Linked DNA regions of Homo sapiens: region 2 is linked to region 1. The links are chromatin loops, found by intact Hi-C in ENCODE. Cell type or tissue: Caco-2. All regions are shown on one strand.

The links. Peaks named below come from ENCODE experiments on the same cell type or tissue, not always from the same donor. Only the 100,000 strongest peaks of a DNase experiment are listed, where the experiment ranks them.
Region 2: it touches region 1 in a loop (4-fold over the local background); 13 of 110 quality-filtered maps call a loop at or near these places.

What each region holds. Positions count from the first base shown.
Region 1 is chr3:57,396,508-57,399,007 of GRCh38, reverse strand. The region is part of intron 43 of DNAH12 (dynein axonemal heavy chain 12); the gene reads left to right. Among named protein-coding and RNA genes, the nearest start is that of ASB14, 110 kb to the right of the region's middle. In Caco-2, a CTCF peak has its summit at 1,382; a DNase peak (open chromatin) is centred at 1,417.
Region 2 is chr3:57,542,973-57,545,472 of GRCh38, reverse strand. DNAH12 (dynein axonemal heavy chain 12) reads left to right here and starts at 1,129. Exons shown (of 74, transcript NM_001366028.2): 1 at 1,129-1,276. RefSeq lists an enhancer at 991-1,541. In Caco-2, no CTCF peak of the experiment used is centred here; a DNase peak (open chromatin) is centred at 1,122.

The DNA of each region.
Region 1 (2,500 bases):
TTGTATCTTTATATATTATGTACTAATTAACATACATTTATAAGGCATGTTTTTGTTTTTTAGAATTAAAAGTAGATTTATGCACCAAAATTACAATAATACAGGATTCTCTATTTCTCCACATGTTTACTTTGACTGGAGAACTTTATACTTTTGTATGGCTTCATGTTACATTCTAGGTTCTTTTGTTTCAACTTGAAGGATTCCCTTTAGCATATCTTGTCAGGCAGATATAGTACTAAGGACTCCCTCGGTGTTTGTTCATCTGGAAAGGTTTTAATTTCACCTTCATTTTTGTAAGGCAGCTGTACCAGATACATTGTCCTTGGTTGACAGGTTTTTATCTTTCTGCAATTAGAATATGTCACCTTACTTCCTTCTGGTCTGTAAAATTTGTGCTGAGAAATTCACTGCTAATCTTAAGGTAATTCCCTTGTAGATGACAAGTTGCTTTTCTCTGGCTGCTTTCAGGATTTTCTCTTTGTATCTGACTTTTGACAGTTTGATTATATTGTTTCTTAATGTGGATTTCTATGACTTCATCCTAGTTGGAATTCATTGATCTTCCATAAAATGGAATTTTTATATCCACTTCTTTCCTGAGATTTGAGAAATTTTCAGTCATTATTTCTTGAAAAAGCTCTCTGTCCTCTCTTTCTCTCTCTCATATTCTGGGATTTCCATAATGCATATATTGGTCCACTTGATGGTGTACCATAAATCCCTTAGGCTTGCTCCACCTTCGTTTATTGTTTTTGTTTTGTTTTTGCTCCATTAACCCGGTGATTTCCAACGACTTGTTTTCAAGTTGGTTGACTCTTGATTCTGCCCAATCAAGTCTAATGTTGAACCCCTGTAGATAATTTTTTAGTTCAGTTTTATGTTTTGGGTCCAGAATTTATATTTTATAGTTTCTATATCTTTGTTAATTCTCATTTTGTTCATGCATTGTTTTCCTGATTTAGCTCTGGGTTCCTTTCAGCTCATTGAGTATCTTTAAGGTAGTTATTTTAAATTTTTTGCTAGTCAGTTCATAGATCTGCATTTCCTTATGGTTGGTTTCTGGAGCTTTATTTTGTTTCTTTGACTGGGCCACGTTTCCTTAATTCTTTGCATCCCTTGTGATCTTTTTGAGAGCTGACCATTTGAAATACAGCCACCCCTCCCAATCATTATGACTGGCCTCATGCAGGGAAGATCTTCACCAATCAACCTAGCTAGAGGTTCTGGGACCTTTCAGACATTTTCTGGGGACGTGTCTTCTTTGAGGTTGTATGTGTGCTTTTATTGTTGCATGTATGAGTGCTTTTGACTGTCTTAATTTCCTGTTTCTTCTCAGGAGCTTTCAGTTGCTGATTCCGTTGTATTCCTCTGCCCTTGATCTCTTGCTCTCCCTGGTGCCTGCCAGTAGAACTGCAGCTTCTGCTGCTCTAACCCACCAGGGAACTCACCTATGTTTCAGTGGCCTCCAACCTGGTGTCCAAAATTGGCCATTGTTCCTGTTAGCACCTGAAGGCAGGTGAAACAGCCCCCACACAAGCCAGTATTCTGGGCTCAAGTTCAACTATATTTCTTCTGTCCTGAGGAAGGAGCCATGATTTGGATGGTATTCTCTAGATCTCCCCAAACTGTGCCCAGCTGGGGGAGGAGCTAGAGTGAGAAAAATTTGAGGTACTGTCTTACCCTTTTGGGAACAGTCCCTTCTCTTGTTCATGCTCTTTTCTGGGTGCTGCAGCCACTTAACTAGTTTCTAAAGTCCTTACAAAGGTAATTGTGTTCTGTATATTGCTAATACATGTCTTCAGGGGAGAACAAGGGTCTAGAGCTTCCTAGCCCATTATCTTGCTGATGGTCACTTTCTAGATTTTTCATTTGTAAAATTTGGGTAATACCACCTATTTCAAAGATTATTGTGGTTAAATTATATAATGTATGTAAGGATTTTCATAATATTCCTGACATATAATTAATATCTATTTTTTTGAGATGGACTCTCACTATGTCACCCAGGCTGGAGTGCAGTGGCACGATCTCCACTCACTGCAACCTCCACCTGCCGAGTTCAAGTGATTCTACTGCCTCAACCTCCCTAGTAGCTGGAATTATAGGTGCCCGTCACCATACCTGGCTAATTCTTTTTTTCCTGTATTTTTAGTAGAGACGGGATTTCACCATGCTGGCCAGGTTGGTCTCGGATCACCTGAGGTCAGAGGTCTGAGACCAGCCTGGCCAACATGATGAAACTCTGTCTCTCCTAAAAATACAAAAATTAGCCAAGTGTGGTAGAACAGACCTGTAATCGCAGCTACTCAGGAGCCTGAGGCAGGAGAATCACTTGTAGTGGAATGCACCTGTAATCTCAGATACTTGGGAGGCTGAGGCAGGAGAATCACTTGTAGTGGAATGCACCTGTAATCTCAGATACTTGGGAGGCTGAGGCAGAAGAATCACTTGTAGTGGAAAGCACCTGTAATCTCAGATACTTGGGAGGCTGAGGCAG
Region 2 (2,500 bases), 150 kb before region 1:
AAAAGAGAAAAGGTGGCATGGTGCAGTGGTTCACGCCTGTAATCCCAGCATTTTGGGAGGCCGAGGTGGGCGGATGACCTGAGGTCAGGAGTTCAAGACCAGCCTGACCAACATGGAGAAACCCCGTCTCTACTAAAAAAAAAAAAAAGAAAAGAAAAAAAATTAGTCGGGTTTGGTGATGCATGCCTGTAATCCCAACTACTTGGAAGGCTGAGGCAAGACAATCACTTGAACCTGGGAGGTGGAGGTTGTGGTGAGCACTCCAGCCTGGGCAACAAGATCAAAACTCTGTCTCAAAAAAAAAAAAAAAAGTCACATTATTTATACAAGTATTTTATTTTCTACAGAAAGATAATTTGCTTTTACAAACTACCAGGAAGTTTTACTTGTTCATTCACTCGCTTAAATGACATTTTAGAGCACCTACTCTGTGCCAGACACAATAGTGTAGGCTGTACTCTCATTAAAAAAAAAAAAAAAAATTACGTAGCAACTGGCACATAGAAGGTGCTCAAATATTTGTTGAATGAATATGCTGTTAACACACCGGCAGTATTCACTTCCCTAATTTAATTTTGGCACATAGTATTCTCGTAGGCTATTATCATTTAGATGTAGTATGCATTGTGCAGCTTCAAACAGCAAAATTTCACATCTTTCTCCCAGCATACCACTAAATTCACACACCTTAACCTGTTTGATTTTGCCAAAGAATTCCTGGAAGTGCTGTGTCAACAAATAGCAAATCTAGAAGCAAGATAAATTATATTGCTGATTAGTTACAATATTTACAGGGTGTCACTAGGGGACATTTGAAGACTTGATTCTCTTGCTGAGAGTGTTTCCATAAATCTGTTTTCCAACAGATCTAAATTTCCAGTCTTGCAGTTTTCCACAGTTTGAAGATTCTAATTTCCTGGTCCCCTTCCCAGGAAAGGCAGTTAGGTTAAAACAAACAAACAAAACCTCACACCCCATTTACTTGAGTAACGAATTATTGTTGTGACAGGTAATCCTAACCCCTTGCAGCTTGGCAACTGCCTCTCCAGGCAACCTTCACCCAGCCCCTCCAGCTGGGGCCGCCACAGTTTCCATGGCGACGACGTTGTTTCCAACCGGTCAGCGACCGCCCTTCTCCAGCTACTCGTTTGAGAGCCGGTGGCGTTCCGGAGGTTTCTCCCTCGTTATCCCCCTGCCTTTCACCTGAGGAGAGGCTCTGACTGTCTCTCTCTCTCTCTGGCGTCTGCGCAGCGGGGAAGTAGTGAGAAACAATCAGGTACTTGTTCTCTGCTGTTCTCTTCCTTTCTCTCCCAGGGCAGGTATCGCGATTTGGGTGCCAACTTAAACACTCTTTCAAGGCAGGAATCTCCAAATCCTGTAGGCATTCATGGCAAATATAGTTGTTATCACAGTACAATTTTTTTTTGAGACGGAGTCTCGCTTTATCGCCCAGGCTGAAGTGCGGTAGCGGGATCTCAGCTCACTGCAACCTCTGCCTCCCAGGTTCAAGCGATTCTTGTGCCTCAGCCTCCTGAGTAGCTGGGATTACAGGCGCCTGCCACCACGCCCGGCTAATTTTTGTATTTTTAGTAGAGATGGGGTTTCACCATGTTGGCCAGGCTGGGCTCGAACTCCCGACCTGAGGTGATCCGCCCACCTCGGCCTCCCAAAGTGCTGGGATTACAGGCGTGAGCCACCGCGCCTGGCCCACAGTAAAATTTTTGAGCATTTACATGACATTTTATATTTGCCATGCATCAAGTATGCCTATTTTTTGCTTGATCATAGCATCACTTTCTTGGAAGGCAGCAAGACTAAGATATCATACTGATGTTTAAAAATATTAATGATTGGCTGGGGGCGGTGGCTCACGCCTGTAATCTCAGGACTTTGGGGGACCGAGGCGGGAAATCATCTGAGGTCAGGAGTTCGAGACCAGCCTGGCCAACATGGTGAAACCCTGTCTCTACTAAAAACACAAAAAAGTAGCTGGGCGTGGTTGCGCACCTGTAGTCCTAGCTACTCGGGAGGCTGAAGCAGGAGAACCACTTGAACCTGGGAGGCGGAGGTTGCAGTGAGCCAAGATCGCGCCATTGCACTCCAGCCTGGGCGACAGAGCAAGAATCTGTCTCAAAAAAAAAAAAAAAAAAAAAAAAACCATTAATGATGTTAAATATCAGCTTTTACTGGGAAGGGGATCATCCCTCAACAACTGGATTTGTTGTGGTGGTGGTGGTAGTGGTTTGCATCTCGGGAAAATTTTGCACCCAGAATGCTACAGCTGTAGGGATATTTACAGAGCATCTAATTCAATTCCTTAGTTTCATCCATTAGGAAACAAGCCCTGAAGGGGAACTGACTGGCTCATTGCTTCATAAGTGAGTTTTAGAGTTCTAACAGGAATCCCTGCCAACTTACCTCAACTGTCATTCTTTAGACTAATACCATACTTGGGAGGAAGATCCAAAAGTGTCTAGAATTTTACTTTTGGTATTGATAT